Linked DNA regions of Homo sapiens: regions 1 and 3 are each linked to region 2. The links are chromatin loops, found by intact Hi-C in ENCODE. Cell type or tissue: heart right ventricle. All regions are shown on one strand. Region 1 holds the start of LOC105378414 (a long non-coding RNA gene). Region 2 overlaps LOC101929727 (a long non-coding RNA gene). Region 3 overlaps LOC101929727 (a long non-coding RNA gene).

Region 1 (8,000 bases), 180 kb before region 2:
GATTCATCCTGCTAAACAATGGGGGAGAAGAAAACGGAGGGCACAAAAACCAACACAACATTTGGCCTGGATGGATGACTAATATCTTGCTAGACTACAGAAATAGGAAAGGAAATTCCAGGTTGAGCAAACAACTTGAGCAAATGCAGGAGGGCAGGATCATAAGAACAAGAAATGTCTTTTGAATAATTACCCTGGTACAGCTGCAAAATGGTGAGGTTGGTAGAAGGGGCTCAAGTTGATTCTAGAAAGATAAGCTGGGGCAAGACCAAATGTGTGTAGGCTTCAAGAGCTGCTTGCATGATGTTTGTTGACTGAATGAAGTATCGAAGTCGAAAATGGGAACAGTGGTTGTGACAAATTCTTGGCTACGAAATCCCTTTCATTCAGTCTCTGGGGGCTAATTGTTGCAAGTACTTGTCAGCGTCTGGACCACTATCCTGCAATCTCTTTCACCAGTGCACTTGGGTTCACAGCTCCCTCGTAATTTTTATGCTTCCTTATGTGTTAGAAGAATGCAATGACAGTATAACTGAAGGTCTAGCCCATAAGCAAATATTCTCTGATGGAAATATGCAATATGTTTGTCTTTTGGTAATAATAATAGCTAACATTTGTTAAATGTTTACTCTGAACCAGCCACTGTTATAAGCATCTTATGTATTAACTCATTTAATCCACATGCTCCTGCATGAGATTCTAGTATCTCCACTTAATATACCAAGTAACTGAGCTTCAGAATGGTGAACTGGCCAATGTAACCCAGTTGGTAAATAACTATTCTCTAATCATTAGATTATATGCTTACTTCTCCCTTTGGCCTTCCTGTCCCCTCTCTCCTGCCATACTTGTCTTCCCATGGCCCCTCTTGGGTCATTCAGTTTGCTTTTGTTCACCTCCAATCATCCATCAATTAGTGTCTGATGTTCAGATTCTTCTCTGTCTCTTACTTCCCGTTTTCTCCCCTATTCTTATGCTTTTCCCCATTTCTTGGTCTTTCCTTCACTGTCCCTGTATTGGCTTATTAGTTTTTCCTACTTCTGGTGTCAGCAATAGATCCAGTTATTTTAAAGGACCTTTCCTTTTTCTTAATCCTCATTTCTAAATTCTTACCAGCTGCATATAAAAACATAGCCCCAGCCAGGTGCGGTGGCTCACACCTGTAATCCCAGCACTTTGGGAGGCCTAGGCAGGAGGATCACGAGGTCAGGAGTTCAGGACCAGCCTGGCCAGCATGGTGAAACCCCGTCTCTACTAAAAATACAAAAAATTAGCCAGGCATGGTGGCGGGTGCCTGTAATCCCAGCTACTCAGGAGGCTGAGGCAGGAGAATTGCTTGAATCCGAGAGGCGGAGTTTGCAGTGAACCAAGGTCGTGCCACTGCACTCCAGCCTGGGCAACAGAGCGAGACTCCATCTCAAAAAACAAACAAACAAGCAAAACAAACAAACAAAACAGCCCCTGCAGACCTCATAGCTAACACAATCCCTGGTTTTGGAGAGGTGGCGGATAGTCAATGGGCTGCATATTCCAACGTAAAAATAAGAAATGTCATTGTAGCCATGTAAGTCTCATTAAAGAGGATTATGGAAATGCTGACAATAATAAATTTGTAAGACACGTAAGAGTGTATAAAATACTGCCGCATCTTGTGCTAGTAGCCTAATTTCTGGATTACTGTTTTTCTGACATTTTACACAAGGCTTCATTTTACCTAGTTCAGTATTTAAGATTGAGATTTTTTTCCTAAATGTGTCATTTCTGATTCCATCGAAGGAGTAAGTTTAGAGAAACCTCATGGCTAATCATGCAACAGTAGCTTGCCGGAATAAAGGCCATGACGTTTTGGAATTTTAGAGGAGTGAGTCTTGAGACCAACTCTAGGATGGTGGTGAGAGGGAGGAGGGGTGGACAATGGGGCCATTTTCAAAATCATTACACTAGGTTAAGTTAGATTTTTCCTATAAAGCCTCCCTGAGGTGCCCTTGTGTTTTTTTATCTGGCAACTTTCTTGGATAGAAAATAAACAGAGGACTTTTGGCTCCTGTTCACCACTGTACCTACAGAAAGCAACGTTTTGGAACTTGCAAGCAGCTTATGTGTGCATGAGTGTGCGTGCAGGAATTTTCTGGAGAGGCATGAGGCACTACTTTAATTCCCATGGATGCTGTTTGTTCCCCAGAACGGAAAATGTTCTATTTTTGGCCACAAGACATTTCTGAGAAAAAAAAAAGTTAAACAAAGCATGGCGACAAGCTCGTTCGTGTCGTTGTCTGAGTTTCAAGAAGAGTTTGGTGCGTTTCAGGGAAGAACTTCTTCATGGAGGCAAGGGGTTGGAAGTGATAAGAGAAACTCTTTAACTTGGAATCCTGAGATAGGACTTGGGTTTCTGGGCAGAGGTTGCACAGGTGGGTGGGTCCTGGCTGTGAAGGCTGCAGCCTGGCCTTTGATTGGGGGTGGCAGGTTGACAGGTGCAGAAAAAAATTCTGTTGCACCTGAAAAAGGTAAACACTTGAAGATAGGTATTCTCTGCCTGGCTGCTTAGAATGAACTTATCTGGGGCTACAACCTAATATTTCCCCCAAAGCAAGAAAGCCCTGTTTGCATCCCTGCCTTAGCATTCCTGTTGGCCACAAGCCTTTGTGGGGAAGGACTTCTAGGGGCAGGTTTCCAGCAGCCTCTGATCTCCAGATAACTTGACCGGGCCAGTCACATAGTGAATGAAATCATTTTGGGCCCTTCCCCCATCAGACACTTTTCCAGGAAATAGCTTTTTGCTGCCATGACCTCTTTTGCTGCTGTTTGATATCCTTGATATGAAAAATGTGAATGGAGACGAGCACCCCATTAACCAGCAGCTCTTAGGCAGCATTGCTTGTTGGAGGTATCTTTTCACAGAGGTGAGCCGGCAGCGCCCTGGGCATTATGGGAGCATCCTGAAGGTACGGGGCCTCGTGCTGCAGCCATTGGAGTGGCTGGCAAGAGTGATCACAGAAACTGTAAAGCCCTAAGCCCCTGGAAATGGAGCGCCCTGCGGCTCTGATTAAGGCTTGTGGAGAGGGAGCTGTATAATTGGATACCCTGAAGCAAACCTCGAGCAGAATCCTGTAAGGCAGCTTGGGATTTTCTCTCCCCAATGTGCTGTTGAAACATCCGTGAATTCCAGTTGGTGGTTGTTTTCATCTGCTTCAAGCCTAGCCCTTGGGTACAGATGCAGCCGTGTTTCTGGGTAATGTTTCATTCTTGGTAGGAAGGGCTGTTTCCTTCTCATGAAGTGATTCGATATCTTTGGAGTTACGAAATGAAGTGCTGGTGAGACCTGTTGTTACTTGTTGTTCCTTAGGCAGAGCGTTTCTGAGGAGCCCTGTTCTTGAAAGCAGCACTGAATTGACGCCTTGCGAGCTTGGGAGTTTTCTTCTTGGTTAACAGTCTTTTGAAACATGTACTTGGGATTCAGGAACTTGCATTGCACGGGTTCAGAAATGTGTCTGTCCCGCATGACCTCCGTTACTTGGAAGCAGCTGGGTATCTTGTGCCTTTATCCTCATGTATTCAACAAATATGTATCAGGTGCCTACTATGTGCCAGGCACTAGGGCAATTACCAGGCAGTCTTGCTGATGGGGGAGACAGACCATACATAAATATCTTCCCATGCTGGAGAGTACTAAGAACAGAGCCAGAGAGAGAATAGTGGTAGATATATTTCTGGCAAGGGTGGGCAAGGATGTTCTTTCTGGGGTGTGTGTGTGAAATTTAAGGTAATATCAAAAGAAGCCAGTAATGTGAAGAAAGGGGGATGGGAATGAGACTTTCGGGTAGAAGAAACAGCAAGTGGGCAAAGGCCCTGAGGTGAGAGAGCTACACCTGCCTGAGGAGCCTAATAGCACCTGTGAAGCTGGAGCACAGAGGAAAGATGAGAAACCCCTGAGATGAGTTTGGAGAAGTAGCCATGGGGCTGGATCACATAGTGCCCTGTGGGCCAAGAAAGGAGTGTGAATGTTAACCTAAGAGTGTCGGAGGGCCTCTGGAGGGCTTGAAGCAGAGGCGTGACATGATCTTCCTACAGTTTGGAAAGAACAGTCGCTGCTGTGTGGAGACTGGATGGGGTTGGAGGCAAGAGTGGATGCTTTAGAAGGCTCTTCCCAATGTCCAGGCAGGAGCTGACAGTGGTTTAACCCTGGGCCAGAGGGGTGGGGTGGGATGGCAGCAGCTCCTTCCTATCTATGTTCATTCTGGTCTCCTTCCATGTATTGTCCTTCTCACCACTGTTTTCTGGGGGAAAAGCTGGCCTTCTTTTACAAGAGCTTCATGGTGGACTGCTACTTTATTTATTTATTTATTATGAAACAGAGTCTCGCTCTGTTGCCCAGGCTGGAGTGTAGTGGTGTAATCTCGGCTCAATGCAACCTCCGCCTTCCGGGTTCCAGCAATTCTCGTGCCTCAGCCTCTCGAGTAGCTGGAATTACAGGCACGCGCCATTATGCCAGGTTAATTTTTGTATTTTTAGTAGAGACAGGGTTTTGCCATGTTGGCCAGGCTGGTCTTGAACTCCTGACCTCATGTGATCTACCCACCTCGGCTTCCCAAAGTGCTGGGATTACAAGCATGAGCCACCATGCCCCACCAGGACTGGTACTTTAGACTCTTCCAAAGTTATTTAAGTAAATTGATCCATGTGATTATCTCAGTAATCCTGTGAGGGATACAGGGAGCTTAGGATATTGTCCTTCTGTGACAGATAAGCACGAGGGAGGTTCTGGAGGTTATAGAGAGTTCCTAGCAGAGCCAACTTCCTGCACACCCAGCCCAGGCCTCTCTGCTGCTCCATGGGACCTAACCTGTAGACTTTTGGTTTTGTACTGTCACTGTGGATTATGACTTTTATTTCTAAAAAAAAATTGTTAAAAAGGTAAAATCTGATTCAGGGAAATACAAAAGAAACACCCTTTTTTTTTTTTTTTTTTTTTTGAGCCAGAGCCTCTTTCTCTCACCTGGGCTGGAGTGCAATGGTGTGATCATGGCTCAATGTAGCCTCGACCTCCTGGGCTCCAGTGATCCTCCCATCTCAGCCTCCCAAGTAGCTAGGACTAAAAGCCTGTGCCACCAAAGATTTTATTTAATTCATTCATTAATGAGGGAACCAGTAAGATGGCATATCCTGTTCAAAGACTAAGAAGTGAGGATATTTATAGGCAATTTAATAAAAAAATTGTTAGGATAAGATTACTGGGTTAGATATAAACTGGTTAATGTCCAACAGGCCACAAATCTTTGAGGTTATATGTTCCAGCAGACAGAAATGATCAGTGTCTCTACTGGACAAAAATATACAAGATAATAGATAAATTCACTAAGTCAGAGACCTTAAGTCACTGGCAAGCAATGAAATGAACTAAGTATATTCTCCTGGGAAATTCTCTGGAGGACTTGGAAAGGTGTGCCACTCACCATTTTTGCCTTATTTCCAAGTTTTAGCTAATTTTTATGACCCCGTTACTCAGAGCAGCGATTCCCTTGGTATAATGCCTTTAAGATGATGTTTATGGAACACCTGGGGATTGAGGTCAAAAACCAATAAGGAATGGATACATTAAAATGCAACTCAAACTCCCCCAGAATGAGTTGGGACTCAGTCATTTATCAGACATCTATTGAGTCCTGCTCATGGGTATGCAGAGCCCTGTGCTAGGCTGTGGGAGCACAAAGCTTAATACAAAACAGTTCCTGCCCTATGGACCTCATAGTCTAGACAGGGAGGCAGACACGTAAACGGACACATTCCAATTCATCGTGATAAAAGCCAAGCAGAGATGTGGGGATTGTGTGGGCGCTGGGAAAGAGAGCGGTGCCCTCACCCTGAGAGATCCAGGGGCACTTCACAGAGAAGTTTTGGTTTGAGGGATGGGCAAAGGGTTGCCAAGTTGAGAAGGGGTGTCACAGGGAGGGCCATTTACGTGGGATGTCAATGACCACCCTGATAAATAGCATGGATGTGAGTAAAGAGATTTACATTTTTGGTATGGCAGATTTTAAAATTTATCCTCAATTCTCACAGCTAGTCTTAGAACGCTGAGGTTCTGGGGGGTGGGGAGGGAATGGGAGTGGAACAGGGAAGGAGAAGTTGGAGTCTCTTGGGCAAGCTTGCAAAATTTTCTTCAAATATTAGGTCAAATTCTCTATAAAAACCCTATTTAAAAGTTTTTGAAAGACTTTGAAGTCCCAAAGAAGCAGGAAGTTAATTAGAGTGGCTTTGATATCTTAGGGTATGTTTTAACAGCTGCTTAAGACAGTTTAAACAATAAGAACTTATGTGGTTTGGGATGCGTCTGTGATAGTCAGCCCCGGCCAGAGTGTAATATCATTGCATCTGAGAGTTAACAGCAGTTGGCTTTAATTTTAGAAAGAGTTCAAGCCAAAAAGTTCTCTAAAACCCAAGAGAGGAACTTCTAAAGAGGAAGATTGCTCTTGAAGAATGTGTTTGGGGGTCAAAGATGAATTGAGTAGGGAACAAATGATCTTAACTTTGTCCTCGCAGGAGCACAGAACATGCCCTTTTCTGAGCAATTCTCTTAAGTTGTGTTTAACCAGGGACATTTGTTGGCAGCCGCCATTTGCAAAGGGGTCCAAATGAGGTGAATTAACATCTGTAAGGAACACTTGAATAACACAAAGGGTGTCCAACCAATTTACATTTCCTGGGAATTGTCATTGTGCTTGAAGTAGTTTGTTTCCTTCCTCAATACCCTCAGCCTTCTTCAATATTTAAGACGTTTTTGACATACTGTTTCTTAGCCTCTTCCCCTGGTTGGATCTCCTCTATGCTGGAGAAGAACATGTTGAGAAATACTATGATGAACAGTAAGGATCTGCCTGGGGAACGGGATTTCAAGAGACGATGGGAAGGCTTGCTCTGGTGGCCCTATGTTGCTGCTGCTGCTAGGGTGCTGATGACGGCCATGATGATTGTGGTGGTGGTGGGTAGTTGATAGTGATGATAATGATGATAATGATGTTAGCTAACATTTGAGGCTAATATTTATATGATAGGCACTGTGCTGAGCATTTTATACTCATTCTCATGTGGTAGGTATATTTCCTCCATTTTACAGATGTGGAAACTGAGGTTCAGAGAGTGCCAGTGACTTGTCCATGCGTCCTTCCATCCATCTTATATTTGGCTTCCATTGAGTTTCCTACTTCTCCACAATTTACACAGTAGTATATTGCATCGTCTACCTTCATATGCAAAAATAGACTAAAAACATAAAAGTGGTTTGTAATAATACCACATGTTCTCACTTATACATAGGAACTGAACAGTGGATACTCATGAACATAAAGATGGCAGCAATAGGCACTGGGGACTGCTAGAGGAAGGAGGGCAGGGATTGAAACCTGTTGGGCACTATGCTCACTAACGGGGTGACAGGATCATTCATACCCCAACCTCAGCATCATGCAATGTACCCATGTAACAAACCTGTACATGTACCTTCTGAGTGAATCTAAAGTAAAAGTGGAAATTATGTTTTTATAAAAGTGGATGTAGAGAGGTACTTTTGGTAATGGGCCAACGACTGGCTGACAGATGACTATATTATTCCATTCAAGAGAGACAAATCTATTTTCCAAAAATACTTCCTTGGGAATGTCATGCCAGTCTTCCAAGGATTTCCCATTTTCCACAAAATAAACATGAAATTCTTCTGCCTGGACCATGCGTCCTGGCCACTCTGGTGGGATATGAGTCTGGGGCCTAATTGAGTCCTTGCTTGCTGCTGCAGTTGGAGAGTGTCTTGTGAAGGTTACTGTTTGTTTCTTTAAAAAGTGCCATCAGCACATCTTTTCTGAAGAAAAGCTTGGGTTTATTAATAAAATGAAATGAAAACTACACAAGACCACATTTTGGCAGCACACACACTCACGCTGAATGGACTGAGAAAAGATTGGCATGGGTCCTTCCTCAAAGGTAATGTGACTGTTTTTAAAAGTCTATCT
Region 2 (8,000 bases):
AGAGATAGATTTGTGAGGGACCATTATCACTTTACCCCCCAATTCTCTTGGAGACTAGGGCATACAGTAGGCCCATTTATCACAGTTGCACCTCTACCGTGACCTGAAATGTGTGAACCTAGGTTATCATGTTTGCACACTCGAGAGCCCCAACTCTCCTTATGCTGTGGCTTCAGCTGATTAACATCGTCTGGCCCCAAGGAGAGCCACAGACTGGTAAAGCCAATCAGATCCCTTCTTTTAAGAGTTTTAAATCACAGAGAAGAAGATTCCAGTTGGTATAAATCCTTGAGTGAGGAGAAACTGGAGATTGAGGCTAAATTAGCAATATTGGACCATGCCCAAAATGAGCACTCAGAAAAAAAAAAAAAAAGGTAAGGAGAGAAACAGAGAAAAATGGAGTAGATGCACAAAGGGAGTCAGTCTGTTCAGGCTGCTGTAACAAAATACCTTAAACTGGGTAATTTATAAATAATAGACATGTATTGCTCACAATTTTAGAGGCTGGGAAGTCTAAGATCAAGGTGGCGGTAGGTTCAGTGTCTGGTGAGGGCTCTCTGCTTCACAGATGGTGTTTTCTTGCAGAGTTCTCACATGGCAGAAGGGCAAGACAGCTTCCTTTTCATCTTAACCACCTCCTAAAGCCTCACTTCTTAATACTATCACATTGGTCATTAAGCTTCAAAGTGAAATTTGGAGGACGCATTCAGATCATAGCAAAGGGTAATGAAGGCATGAGAAGATATGAGAAAGACCATGAAGGTTTTGAAAACTAGAAGGAATGGTTTCCAAACCCCGCCATGATATCTGATGGGACTTCTTTGCCACAAGATGCTGCCATGTTTTGGCAGAGAGTGGGCACTCTGTCTGTTGGATAAATTGTTGATGAAATAACCCTCCTTCTTTCTTGGGCTACTTTGAGTAGGTTTTTGTTCCTTATATCCAAAGGAGCTTCGATTGGTATTATATAACTTTCTGTAGCTGAAATAATAGGTTTGTAGCTCAATCCCACTGTCAGGCAAGCATTCTTGATTGGGGTTAATAGGGATCTCTTTATTCCCTCAGGTTACGTGCAATCTTTTCTGTTTATGTCAAGGTCATATGTATATGCATGTAATTCAAATGATAACACAAATCATTTACTGAGCACTTATTTTATGACAGTAAGTAGTGTATTATATGCATTGTCTCATTTAATCCCCAACCACTCCTATGAGATTGGACATTTTATTCTCACCATTTATAGATTAAGAAGCCAAGTCTTGGTGAGGACAAAGAAGATATTCAAGATCACCTGATAGGTATCTTACTGGAAAATCCAATGATTAAATTGCTATTGATTTGCTTCAGGCTACAATAGGAAGTATGTGGTGTATCAATGAAATGATATCTGTGTGGATATTTGGATTTAATTTTCATTTCTCTCACAGTTGGAAAAAACAATTTTCAGTTTCTACACCCACTAAATAAGGTGTACTGATATATGCCTCCTACTATCTCAGTGATGAGACCTCTTCACGAGTGTACACATACAGCTGCCAAAAGACAAAAAATTATTCAGCTTAGTGTTTTACGCTTTAGATTCTAAGGGGTCAGTAATGACATACCTTCTGAACTTTGTAAGAAAAAAAATCCAGATTTGTTACTGCCTGTTGAGCTAGCAAATGGAAGAAATTAAAGTTTCAATAACACCCTTTCCTTTTCTCAATTCCCTTCTCATTAAATAGTATAACTGTGGTTTAAAACAACTGGGAGCTGGGTGCGGTAGCTTACACCTATAATCCTAGCATTTGGGAGGCCAAGATGGGAGGCTTGCTTAAGTCCAGGAGTTTGAGACCAGCCTGGGCAACATAGCGAGACCTCATATCTACAGAAAATTTAAAAATTAGTCAGATGTGGTGGCAGGCATCTGTACTCCCAGCTACTGGGGAGGCTGAAGCAGAGGGATTATTTGGACCCAGGAGTTCAAGGGTGCAGTGAGCTATGATCAAACAACTGCACTCCAGCCTGGGCAACAGAGAAAGATCCTGACTCTACACAAAATAATAATAATAAAATAAAACAAGTAGGGACCAATATAGGGTTGCTAATGTATTATTTTACTAAGTAACTAGTTATTTAATTAAAAGTAATAAAATTTAGTTACTAAACACACAAATAGGCATAATTTAGACTAAAGGATGGCTCTTTAAATGAAATGCGCTTAGCTATATAAAATATTTACATCAGTGTCCTATTTTTTTTTTCATCTCACTAAGAACTAGGAAAACTTTGCTGTGAAATGAATTTTGTGAACTATTACTACTGGAGTGTTTTGTATTAGCTTGCAATGAAAGAGACAGAAAATTTGCTTAATATTTTAAAAATGTTATTGTGTTGGATCAATTTTTTGTGTGTACAGTTTTCCCAACTTTTGAACTGTTGAAGTTCTCCTCTGAGGCATTGCTTAAAGGCAAAGAAACTGAGAACACACAGTCATTGCCAGATATTACAATCCAAGACATATTTATTCAGCCCAATGTCAAAGACATCAAAATGGACATTTTTAGCCCTTTATCTATGCACGGTTTGTGCAACCCTTGGTTATCTAGCTTAAAAATGTTAATTTCAGTCTTCAATAAACAACTAGACTCAGAGATATTAATCCCTGCAATTAACGTCTATCCCAACTAGCCATATGCCTCTGGATATAGTTGGAGAAGAATTTCAGCTATCTAAGACTTATGAGGTCCCAGCTCCAGCTGGGACTCAAAATCATGTTTCCAGAACACAAAGAACACTTGATAAAGTTGGAGAGAGATATTTTTTGAAAATATGTCACTAGGCAGCTTGGGAGCAATTTAGCAGCACCATCCTACAGGGTATGAATTTAACCTTTGCTCTCTGAAATGAAGGTCAGCAAATTTGTTTTTACTCTACATATCTTATAATCAATTCAATGTCTGGGTAAATCAGTTTCTAAAGAAGAGGCTGTGTTTGCAGATAAGTGATACTTTCACCCTCTAATTTTTTAACCATTTAACCCTCTCTTCTCTGAATTAAAATTCTTCTCCCTTCACTTTTTTTTTTTTTTTTTTTTTTTTTTTTGGCAGTGGAGGAGGAATCTAAAAACTTAAGATGCAAAATATTAAAAGGGGAAAAATACCATACTGTTGTCTGCAGAGGGTAAAAAGAGTCCAGCAAAATGTCTTTTTTTTCCTTCTAAGAGATGAACATGTGAAAAGATACTTTAAAAATCTGTCTGTTCACCTGAAGCTTTCTTGCGAATCCATACTTTAAACCAGGGTTGACAAAGAATAGCCCATGGGCAAAATCCAACCCACTGCCTGGTTTTGTAAATAAAGTTTTAGTAGAACACAATCATGCCCATTCATTTAGTTATTATCTATGGTTTTTGGACTACAACAGCAGAGTTGAGTAGTTGCAAGAGAGGTCATATGGCCCAAAAAAGACTGAAATGTTTACTATCTGGCCCTTTATAGAACATGTTTGCTGATTCATGCTTTAAATCAAAGAAAGAGTCTTGGAGAAATGACATGGTGAAAATACATCCTTAGCCTAGATACAGCAATGGCTTAGGGGTAAAGGAGAGTAGATACTGGTTTTAATCCAAGCATTCACTTTGTAGAAACATAGAACAATATCAAGCTGATGAAATGAACAATAGTTGGGAATGCACTATAATGAGGTAAAGACATAATAACTAAATTTACTCCTCTGATTCTCCAGCAGCTTATCTAATAACAATATGCTATGGTAGCGATGAACCCAGCATCCTCAGCTAATGTCAGCCATTTGGGAATAAGAGTTTCTTCCCTGCAGCAGATGTGTGGCTCAAAGTTCACCACGAGTGCACTCACAGAGAGAGCACAGCATGTGTTGTTCTGTGAGGGACCAGTGCTGGCCTGTCAATGGAATAGCTAATTTAGTTAAAGGACTGGGGAAATAGTGGGGGTGGCAGGCTAGAACTTGGGAAAAGAAGAGTTTTAACCCTTTCTGGGTATGACTTTACTTTTCAAATAATGATAATTCTGCTGCCTATAGAATTTGAACCAAGAGAATGAAATGCAGTTTATATCATTCCTTGCCAGTCATCCTACATGGACAGCTGCCAGGAGGCTGATATGCAGAGGCGATCATTGCATGCATGGTTATTTCTGTCGTAGACGCTCGTCATCCCTTGAAATTGCTCTGCTCCTAAGATTCCAAATTCCAGCCTCTGCTTGCTTGTCTCAGAAGTCTAGTACGTGGACTAAGGAGGGTGGGCTTCCTCAACTTCCCTCTCCAACTAAAACTGCCGGGTATTCATCCTGGGCCTAGATTTTTACATCTCTCTTGGAAGAAGGGCGGAGACTCACCTCGTGGCTTGTGTGTTGCCATACTTTCTGATTTCTTTAGACCATTGCTTTGTCATCTTCAGGTTATTCCTCTCTTTCCATTTTCCTAGCAAACATGGTTTGGTCTTACTTACCATAAATATGTAAAAAATCAAAAACAAAAACAAAACTCTTTTCCTCAACTTTGCTGTTCTCTTTTGCTGCTTTCCTAGTGGCTTAAATAAGTTTATTTCTTGTACATGCAATGGCCACAGAAGATTGGGTGGCTTTTCTCAAGAGGACTTATGCTGTATTCAGTGATTCAGCAATCACGGGTTTTTCATCTTTCAGTTTTGTTGTTTCTGCACAGGGCCTCCCCCATGACCACTGCAGCAGGGATGAATCTGGCACAGGCTTTTCCCTGCCTCAGTCCAGAAAGAACCCACTTCACATTTCTCTGAAGAACTACCACATACTCTTCCACAGTGCAAGGACGCTGGGAAGTACCATTTTCCGTGTGCCTGGAACGGGAGTAGAACCAGATATTGGTGAATACAGTAATGCATTCCACAACAACTTCCATAAGGAAGTGCCACTACTTCTTCGGTGTCCACCACTGTCTTCCAACCCACATCTTCTCAAATCTGGTTTTTGCCACAATCACTCCACGAAACTACCTTTGTTTTTGCCTTATCTTTTCCTTACAGTGATCACCTTGTCTATCTAACCACATTATCTTTGCTACTTCTGCCTTGGTTTCTTGGCGGAATTTGATCCAAACTTTATCTCGTTTCTTCCTGAATTCACTTTTTGGTTTGCATAACAGCACATGTAGCATCTCAAGCTTTCCCTCATCCTTTTATACAGACCTTCTCTCAGTTTCTTTCACTGATTTCTCTTCCTCTTCCTCCTACTCAATGTAGGGAGTCCATGTAGCTCAGACTTTTCTTTGCATTCTCTATGTCCTCACCCTTGGGCTTCAGCCTTCAGCTCTGAGCATGTAACTCCTCAGTCAATCAATCAATCCATCAATCCACCCATCCATCCCCTTCTTCAGATCTAGAATTACACCTCTAAATTTCACTTACATTACACTTCCACTTTTAAATGGACATAAATTCATAAATTCATAAGGTCTAAAAATAAAAGATCTTCTTCCAACCTAACAATTTCTATTAATAGAACTGTATCTGTTAGAATACCTGGGATACATGACAGAATACCCCAATTCAAGTGCCTAAAATAAAGAAATGTATTATCTCAACTAGTGAGAAGTTGAGGTGCTTCTCTCAGCTCTGCCTCGATGTGTGTATCAGTTCTGGCTTCTGTTGGCTCCTCTCACAGTAGTTAGACCCCTCTAATAGCTCTAGTGGTCATATTTAGAGGCTATATTCAGCCTCCAGAGGAAAAGTAGCCAACTTTCTTGTTTCTGTTTAAGAGTGGCAGAAGCTTTCTTGGAAGTCTCCTTAGCAGTCTTCCCTTTGCTCCTTAAAAAAAATTACTAACAGCTTCATTGAGATACAGTTTACATATTATGTAAGTCACCTATTTAAAGTCTATAATTCAATGGCCTTTTAGTACATCCACAGAATTGTGTGGCCATAACCACAATAAATTTTATAACATTTTCATTGCCCCAAAAGAAACCCTTTGTCCATTAACAATCACTCCTTGCTCCCCTCTCTCCCCAGTCTCTGGCAACCATTAATACACTTTCTGTCCACATGGATTTATCTATTCTGAACAGTTTGTTTAAACAGACTCATATAATATGTGGCCTTTTGTGTCTCGCTTCTTTCATTTAGCATACTCTTTTGAGCTTATCATTGTTGTACTGTGAATCAGTACCTTATTCTTTTTTATTGCTGAATAATATTCCATTGTGTGGATATGCCACATTCTGCTTATCCATTTCTTGGTGGATGGGCATTGGGGTGGTTTCCATTCCTTTGCTTCTTTTGCTAAGAATTTCTGCAGCTGCTTATGCCTAATACAATCCCTGGAAAGCATGGACAAATGGAGCCACCTGGATGATGTGGACAAATGGAGCCACCTGCATGACTTGGAGAAATGGAGTTGTCTGGGACAAATCAAGACTCATTCCTCAGGTTGAAGATGAGTCAATCTTCTCTGAAGCAGTGGCCACTTAGAAGAGGCTGAATATTTGAACAAAACTGGATTTCTGTTAGAAATGAGGAAGGGAGGGCTGGTAGGGAATGTGGGATAGACAAAAACAAGCAAACAAACAAACAAAAACAAAAAACAAAGTAACAGACCTGCTGCAGGTAACAACCAATTTTTTTTGTAGTTCTGAAACTTTGTCTTTTTCTTTCTCCTGACCCGTGATATCCAACTGGTGGCCGAGCTTGTCTATTTGATCTCCATGGTTTCTTCTCTCTCGTTGCCCTCATCCACCTGAGTCGCCCCCTCTGCTTCATGCTGACATTACTTCTCAGCCATTCTTCCCTAACGGCCTCCTGCTGAGACCCGTCTTTCTGTCGTGCCTTCTTCCCCCTCCAATGCATCTCACACATCTTGGTGAGTGCAATCTTTCCACAGCGTACATCTACTGGTAATAATGTTACAGCCCCTGCTCAACTCTACTGCCTATAAAACTAAGTCCAAATTCATTACTCACACAAATAAGGTCAGTCTCAGCATCTCTTTATTTATCTGTCTTAGCCACAAATCTCTTCCTTTACTTATATAGCTCCAACCTATTATTTGAGACATCTTAGATAATAATAGCCAACATTTATTGAGATGTTGTGTGTCAGTGCTGTTCTAATACTCATGGGATTATCCCATTGGTTCCTCCCAAGAAGTCTATGGGATTGATACAATTATTAGTACCAATTAATAATTCATACAATTGTTAGTTAAATATGAGGAAATCAAGGCTAAATATGTTGTCTATGATGATATAGCCAGTAGGTAGTCAGGCCAGGATTTACTTCCAGGCAGTTTGATTCTTATGTGGAAACATCTCCTTCCTGAATCCTTTCCTGATTCCATATCCCTTTCCTTCATTACCTCCTCTAACCTCTCAACCCACCCTCAATTACTGCAATTTCTCCCTCCTTTTTAATCATATAGCATTTTCTTTATAGGGCTGAGCTTCATCCCCTTCAAATTCATATGTTAAAGTCCTGGCCCTCAGTACCTCAGAATGTGACTGTATTTGGAGACAAGGCTTTAAAGAGGCAATTAAGGTTAAATGAGGTCATTAGGTTAAGCCTCTAATTCAATATAACTGGTCTCCTTATAAAAAGAGGAGATTAGGATACAGATGTGCACGCACAGAGGAAAAACCCACGTGAGGACTCACTGAGAAGGTGGCCGTCTGCAAGCCCAGGAGAGAGGCCTCAGAAGAAACACCCTGCTGACATCTTCATCTTGGAATTCTAGCATCCAGAACAGTGAGCAAATACATTTCTGTTGTTTATGCCACCAGTGTGTGTGTGGTATTTGGTTATGGCAGTCCTTGGAAACGTATACACTTTCTGGACCTCAGTCACCTCATCTGTAAAATGGGTTGCTGGAGGATTTAGTGGAATAAATTTCTCAGCACAGTGCCAGGCACTTTCTTGTACAGCAACCAGCCAACAGCCATTTCTCCCTTCCTGTCATCCTAAGGTGACCTTTGGGGACAGAAGTGTCAGGGCTGGTAGGGGCGTAAGGCTG
Region 3 (8,000 bases), 63 kb before region 2:
TATTGTTGCTGTTGATCACTGGCCATGGGTTCTCTCTGTAGGACCACTAGTTTGGAGAATTTAGTTTGGGGAAGGAACTTGTGGTATTTTCTCGCAGGGTGAAAAGGATCTTACATTAAAAGATTATATGTTCTAAGTTTTAACTAGTCTTTACTAGGGGTGACATGCTTCTGACAGTTTGGATGACTTTTAAGAACTTTTGCAAGGCTGCTATAAATATATTTTCAGTCATATTCATCATGAATATTCCTATACCCAGAAATAAGTTTGAAACAAAGAGAAGTATTTTGTCATTAGGTGGCCTCAGCAACACTCACTCTTTACTCTCCTAATCAAGTCTGGTCTGCCTCACACACAGGTCTTATCTAGACTTTTCTCTCTATCTTGATTTAGCTGTTGGCTCTGCAGATCCTAATGATAATTGAGATTAATCTTTAGGATATTTGTTTACTGTATATTTAGGAACTGCTAAGAAAACAGCCAATTTACAACAAGGTCTGCATACAAGATTTTCTGTCTATATGGCATTGAATTTGTCACCTAATTGTCTCCATAGGAAGTTTTATCTAAAAGCACCATGGTTTATTCCAGTGACACAGGCCTTTTCAAACTCCAGTTTGACAAAGGAAGCTCTTTTTTTGAAATACAAAAGCAAAGCAATCAAAACCATAAAATCAATAGCATGTATTTTCTTGCAGTGCTATCATTTAGAAGTGATTGAACAGATAGTGTTCAAGTTGAGGTTATTTGATTTGTTTTCTGCTTAGGATCTTCTGTCAGTCATCACTAGTTTTCTTTTTGGTGTTATTTGGCATTGTTCTATAGTCCATCAAAGCAGAAGCTTAAGAGAAAAATAACACTGAAGTTTTAGGAAGATATTTCATTGCATGTTTTACAATGTAAAAAAAATTATTGTGGAATTACAAATGATGGACCAAGAAAATTAGCAAAATGAAAAGAAACAGATGTGTGTTTATGTGTGTTTATCTCAGGCAGCAGATTATTGGGCAGGAACATTCCTGAGTAGAGTTTTTGACTCTTAGGAAAGGCTCAGGGTATGCTATGAAGGCCACAGCCATAGACAACCTAGCCATGGTTGCTCTGAATAAATCATGGATTCTGCCTAAGGCAGTGACCCTGTAGCTCAGCATTACCCAAATATATCTGTACAACATTAGTCCTCCAAGACGAATGAAGTTTCTATGGTCAAAGATGTTTGAGATGCTGATATGGTTTGCCTGTGCCCCCACCCAAATCTTATCTTGAATTGTACTTCCCATAATCCCCACGTGTAGTGGGAGGGATCCAGTGGGAGGTAATTGAATCATGGGGGTGGGTTTTTCCCATGCTGTTCTCATGCTAGTGAATAAGTCTCACAAGATCTGATGGTTTTATAAGTGGGAGGTCCCCTCCACAAGCTCTCTTGCCTGCTGCCATGTAAGACATACCTTTGCTCCTCTTTTGCCTTCTGTAATGATTGTGAGGCCTCCCCAGCCATGTGAAATTCTGAGTTCATTAAGTCTCTTTTTCTTTATAAATTACCCAGTCTCAGGTATGTCTTTATTAGCAGCGTGAGAACTAATACAGATGCAGATTCACAAACATAGTAGCAATCAGGAGTCATTTACAATATTGCTTAACCCAGTGTTCCTCAGAGCTATTCCCCTAGCTCTCTTTTCCCATCTAGTACCTATTGCTCACCTGTAAAAGTAGAGTCCTGGTGATCACACTTTGGGAAATGGCAATACCTTTTTACTCCTTAATTCCCTTCTGTGAGTCATAAGAACCATATCGACTACCTAATTTTGTTTATGAAGAGTGTGTTGTTATGGCTGGACAACTTTCTTACAATGATAACTTTAGATCTTGGCAATGTGCCACTTGTGTCTAACAGAGAGAAAAAAGAAAAAAAAATTTAAGATAACCCCAATGCTCCTAAAGAATTGTGGAATCTTTGTTAAGTCATTGAGCTCTCCATTCTGTCTTTTTACCAGTGAAATTAGGAGGCTGAACACTAGCTCCTCTCCCCTTTTCAAGGATTCTCCAAGCTCTGATATTCTGCAACCCTGATATAATGTTGCAGGTTCTTCTTTCCCCTCCCCAGCAGCATTCTCACATCCTCACACCCAGTGAGAGTCATTTCCTGATGGTCTACAGTCTGGTCAGTGTTCTATTCTCTCTGAAATCTCCAGTAACTGATTACAGGGGGTCAATGGGTTCTCATCATGTCTTTGAGGAGCTTCAAGATAACATTTTCTTGCTGAATTGTCAGTCCTTCACCTGAAAGTTTCAGAGCCACTTCCTTCCCTGAGCACGAGGCCTGAAGTTGCTTTCTGTGGAATAAGTGGGCCACTCCTAAAGGCCACCAACCCAGGTGAAATGCCATTGGATGGCAACAGTCACGTATCTTCTAGGCAGGGGCTAGGATGCCCAGTGGTGGGGGGTTCTGTCTTTGTCTTCTCTTATATATGATCCCAAGTAATTACTTTTCTTTTCCAACTTGATTTCAAATATACTACCTACTTACAGGAAATATGGAAAATTACACACACACACACACACACACACACACGGAAGAAAACAAAAATCACCCATAATAACAACGAAGAATAACATTGACCCAGGGGCTTTCTTTTTCATATAGCTCTGTCTCTATCTCTGTCATTAGGAGGGAATTTATTTCTTATTCCTGATGTTTCTTTCCATGTTGGGGAACACCCATTAGCCAAAACACTCCTAACTGCTTACCATAGCCCTTGCTTGACTCCTGGGGAGGTGGAGTGTTATTGAACTGGTGAGTTTGGGAGAGAAACAAGGTATGAACAGCCCCACTCCTACTTGTCTTTGTTTACTGGAGGGTGCTCCTGCCAAGGATATGTGGTCTCACTCGCTCTCAGCAAGCTAAGTGGGGAAGGTTTAAGGGAGGCCTGTGGAGTGGCCAGGTGGTTAAATCTGGCTGATTAGGTCCCCTGACCTAGACCTGAACTTCTGTACTCTACCAGATTCGCAGACATGCCTTGCTCTTTGTAAACCCCCTGAGTGAACACAACTCCAGTTCCCTTGTAGCCAGTCTTACCGTGCTTCAAACATACCCAGATCTTCCTGAACCCCCAGCAGTCAATGTTACATGGCAACATGATATTTCTGCTATAATGAAGTTATTATATTAATACTAATATATGTTTCTCTGATTGCTTTCATAAGCTAAAATTCCTTGAAGTAAAACGTCTAGGTCCAAGGGTGTGGACATTTTAAAGGATTTTGATATGTATTTCCATATTTGGGCTGATATTCAGATAATGGACCAAGCTCACTTTAGCATCAAAGGCATAGAGAATAGAATCCCTGTTTTGTTTTGAGCAGAAAGGCATCTTAGAAATTATCTGAAAATGTCAGCATCAGTCTTTCTTTGGTGGAGTCAACTCAATCATCAGACATCAATCTCTAATAATTCAAAATCACTGGGGGAAAACATCACAAACAAGTCTCTTATTTTTCTCCTTCCTATTCACCTCACAACCCTCCCAGTGGTCACACTGTTTCACAGGGCTCCAGTTCAGCCAGGTGGAAGGTCCGATCTCTGACTGCCTGGGGAAAGATGGTTTTAGAGTTATTGGTGCAGGACACACTCTGAGGAGCAGATTCACTGTTTCTCTAATCAGTCTGGCACCAGTGCCTTCATGGGGCAGTGCTGTAGAAGGATTCTTGCATTTCTCATCAAAAGATTAGGCTCTTAGGATCTCTTCATTTTTCTGAAAGCATTTGCTAAAGGTGTCCTCTGGAATTAGCACACATTGCCTGAAAATGCTGTGTGCTGACTGAGGGGGAAACATGGCTAGAACAGACCCTCTTTGTGCTGGGAGTACTGCCTGCTAGGGTGACCACCTGTCTTTGTTTTCTCAGGACAGTCCCAGGTTTAGCACTGACAGTCCAGGCAAACTAGGACAATCGGTTACCCTGCTCCCAAGTAAATGCCAGCCCTGAAATTCCTACCTTCAGGGTACTAACAAGTTAGACAATTAGACAGTGGAGATATTGATTTTGGAATGTCTGTTTAATATGTGGTAAAAATAATTTTGGGCTTAGAAACCAGAAGCTCAGCTTCTCTCTTCCCCTTGTTATGAGCTCTGAGATCTTGGGGGAGTTAACACTCCTCCCTGTGTTTCGTTTTTCTCATCTGTAAAACCTGAGTAGTAGACTTGCCCTGCCTGTTTCACCGAACGGCTCCAGGGAGCAAATGTAATATTGTATAAGAAGGCACTTTGTAAACTGTAAGAAGTGGGTCAGCGTAATGTGATTTTATTGTTCTAAGATATTTATGCATCAATAACACATGAGTCTCAGTTATGATTTATTCTATTTATTCTGAATTTTGTTTCTCATCCTCACAGTTAGGGGTAAACAAACACACATGTCATATGCTGTAGATGGTGACTGGGGCAAAATCTGGAGTTACAGCGAGGCTCAGGGAGCTGCTGAGATGTCATCCTTTGAAAAGGCAGGGTCATTACTTTTGGTGCCTGTAGGCCCCTCTGCCATCTGTGGGTCTCTTCCCTTTGCTGTCTCATAGGACAAAGAATGAGTTTGAGGTGAAGGTGGACTGAAGATTAATCCTATTCTGTCAGGCATGGAACAAGCTTTTCCAAAGAGCAATCAGTAAAGGAGTCAAGGATGGCAAAAAGAAGGAGATGCCTTGCCTTATTTCCTCCTTTTATTTTTTTCCATTTCCTAAGAGCCCAAGTTTGTGAAATGGGCCTCTAGTGGGAAGTGTTTTAAATGAGAAACTCCGTGGAACACAAAACATGATGGGCAATGTGAATTGCTTTTTGTGTTGAGTTTTTGGTACCCACATTTGCCTGACTGCAGTTTACTACTTGAGAGAGAGGAATAGAATGGAAAATGCTGTAGGCACTACAGAGGGCCCATTATCTCAAAATAATTCTTCCCTTTTAGAATGTCACTGCAGTAAGGCTGGGGGCAGAGAACAGATGTGGCTCCTAGTCAAGAATACTTAGAACCCAGACCAGAAATTGAACTATGGGAATAGCTGACATCCAGGACGAAAGGCCATTGTTGACTGGTTGGTACTGAGCAATAGTGTCTAGCCCCTCGAAATGCAAATGCTGTTGTTTGCAGCACAAAAGCACCAATTTTCCCTTTAACAGAGCGTGTACTATTAAAATAGCATGTCCTGTGTGTAGTTGCCGCACATTCTTTCCATTTTTTTTTTTTCTGTGTGAGTCAGAGTGCAGATTCTCGACAAGGCTGAAAAGAAAGAAAGCCATCTAATTTACATGGGCACAGAGTACCCACATCTGGATAGAGTTAGAATGAGCGGGAATTACTTGCAGCATTTAAATATAGGCGTGCAGACCTTCTTTCTTTTGACCATATGAGGCATTCACATGTAATTCCATGAAAGAAAAACCCAAAAGTCTACTTCTTATTAAAAGAGGCTGTTGTTGCTAGTGTGATTCAACCATTACAGGAACTGACCCAAACTTACAGGAATTGACCCAAACCTGGAGGCTGACATGAGTGGCATGAGGCCACCATACTCTCACCACCCTTCAGATGGTCAGAATTATACAATATTGTTGAAGGCATGCTAGTACCTACTTGTCTGTGCCAGGAGGTTGGCAGGATCTGAAATCTGTCCCAGTTGGAACTCATAAGCATTGTAGTAAGCTGCTGATGCTGGGGAAACTGGGTGGAAATTATCAATGGGGTCAGGCCCCACGCTGGATGAGTCTTGTGTGCTTTACCACCACCACTGATAGACCTGTTTCCAGTTCAAATAAGATGTGGGGAAAGGGAATATAAATAGCAGATACCCAGGCCCTAAAAATGTGAAAATGAATAGCTGATATACAGAAACCAGGAAAAATAGGGGAAAGATAAATGGCTGTCTTCTGAAACTAGGGCCTCATTAATACCTAATTACTGGCATTTAAGGAAGAACTATATAGATTTCACATATGAGTTGATACGTTTATTGATGTGTGGGTGGCAGTGGCATTACTAAAGACCTTAGTGAGGAAACTGGTAGACAATATAGAAGGTTATAATGTTAGAGAGTTAACAAGGCAGAAAGTATATATCACTTTATGGACTTGTTCTCAAAATGACCCACAAAGCATTATAACAACACTTAGCTCTATGCATTTGCTGAGTTCCACCTTCCCCATGTCAGATTTCTCTCAGATTATATCTGGTAGAATTTTAGGCATTTGGGCTTAACTTCCTCTATATGCTCCTCTCAGGCCTCTGACAGTCTTCTGAAGAAGCATGACAATATTATCATCTTTGCAGTTAGCTTTATCAGAGTTTCTTTCTGGGAGGGTAGCTGTCTTTATTTAGAAACAGTCCTTGATAAGTTGTGAATGATAAAAGTGAGACTCCTAAGGCAGGCATTGCACAGGCTGAAGAAAAGTGAAGAGAAAGCAAACTTGCTCTGCATTGGATAGAAGGTGAAAAATAAGACTGTGTGTTGAAGGAGAAGAAAGAGAGAATGAGGAGAGAAGACAATGAGATTGGAAAAGTTCCCAGCACTATGGCCATTGGGGACTGAAAAGACTTCCAAAAATAGAGATATCTGCTATTCAGTTTGAAGTTTCTTTTATTGCTGGGATGGGAAATCTTGTCTCCCCATAGTCAGGGCTTCAGTAAAGTCTACCTCTATAAATGTAAATTGCCTTTAGTGAGTGAATTTTTGGAGACCAAGGAACTGAGGAGTTTCACATTGGGTTTGATGAAATAGTGAATTGGGAGATAATGCATTAGCTGAAGTAACAGGAATTTGTAGGCAGAGGTATGGTAAGGACTGCTAAGTGATTACTGGTATCCCTCCTTTCTTTTCCTATCATAAAAAAACTGCTATGTTTTATCTGGGAATATTGCTGTCCAGGTAGAGACTGCATTTTCTTTTCTTTTCTTTTCTTTTCTTTTTTTTTTTTTTTTCTTTTTTCTTTTTGAGATGGAGTCTCCCTCTGTTGTCCAGGCTGGAGTGCAATGGCGCGATCTCGGCTCACTGCAACCTCTGCTTCCCGGGTTCAAGCAATTCTCGTACCTCAGCCTCCCAAGTAGCTGGGATTACAGGTGCCCACTACCATGCCTGACTAATTTTTGCATTTTTAGTAGATACGGGGTTTTACCATGTTGGCCAGGCTGGTCTTGAACTCCTGACCTCAGGTGATCCACCCACCTCGGACTCCCAAAGTGTTGGGAGTATAGGCATGAGACACCGCGCCCAGCCAAGAATGCATTTTCAAGCCTTTTTAAAAGTACGTGTCAACATGTGACTTAAGATGGTTAATATATGTGTAGAAACGATACGTATTTCTTTTAGGCTGTGCCTTTAAAGGAAATGAGCAAACATTCCCCTGCCACTTTCCCATTTTTGCTGGCTAGTAAATAATGAAAGAGCTGGAGCAGATATCTTGGACCCAAATATGGGTGGCAGATGTTGAGGATGATAGAGCCATCTTACTAATTCTTGCTTGCCAACATCTGGACTGTTATATGAGAGAAAAATGAAATTTTAGATGCAGTAAGTTGCAAAAGCACTATTATTTTATGTAACCTCAAGAAGAAAAATATACATACCCAGTTAAACTATGACATAATGCTTGAATGACATTGATTACAAAACACATTTCCATTTCAGAATTGTTTACAAGTGAAAATTTTGTATTTTAAAACAATACATTTCTTGTTTAAGCCACTGCACCTGGGATTCATTGTGTTAGTGGTTTATGCTATATTCCACCTAACATAGAATTTGCTATCAGAAGTGGGGTGCTGTCATAACATAACCCAAAATAAGTGGTTTAGTGGTTGGGCAGCAGGAGGCAAAGAAAAACATTGCAGGCTGAGAATCTGGTGACTCCTGTTACATCCTGACAAAATATTCAGAAAAATGTTCTCTAATAAAACTTTGAAAGACAGACTGTATGATGCTAGATCAAGAAACTTTGGTGAAACTGGTTGGAAAAGTCAGA

Evidence for each region. A loop is a pair of places that touch in the nucleus more often than their neighbours do. Peaks named below come from ENCODE experiments on the same cell type or tissue, not always from the same donor. Only the 100,000 strongest peaks of a DNase experiment are listed, where the experiment ranks them.
Region 1: a loop joins it to region 2, with 2.0 times the contacts of the local background. A loop is called at or near these places in 3 of 110 quality-filtered maps.
Region 3: it touches region 2 in a loop (1.9-fold over the local background); 4 of 110 quality-filtered maps call a loop at or near these places.

What each region holds. Positions count from the first base shown.
Region 1 is chr10:88,039,584-88,047,583 of GRCh38, forward strand. It overlaps LOC105378414 (a long non-coding RNA gene), which reads left to right and starts at 2,683. Exons shown (of 2, transcript XR_001747303.1): 1 at 2,683-2,900. RefSeq lists a silencer at 2,749-3,043. In heart right ventricle, no CTCF peak of the experiment used is centred here; DNase peaks (open chromatin) are centred at 3,368, 6,085 and 6,601; H3K4me3 peaks cover 535 bases; H3K27ac peaks cover 3,944 bases.
Region 2 is chr10:88,223,680-88,231,679 of GRCh38, forward strand. The region is part of intron 1 of LOC101929727 (a long non-coding RNA gene); the gene reads left to right. It also overlaps a transcript of RNLS not described here. Among named protein-coding and RNA genes, the nearest start is that of RNLS, 360 kb to the right of the region's middle. In heart right ventricle, no CTCF peak of the experiment used is centred here; DNase peaks (open chromatin) are centred at 3,872 and 4,162; H3K27ac peaks cover 4,169 bases.
Region 3 is chr10:88,160,893-88,168,892 of GRCh38, forward strand. The region is part of intron 1 of LOC101929727 (a long non-coding RNA gene); the gene reads left to right. Among named protein-coding and RNA genes, the nearest start is that of PTEN, 300 kb to the left of the region's middle. In heart right ventricle, no CTCF peak of the experiment used is centred here; no DNase peak of the experiment used is centred here; H3K27ac peaks cover 341 bases.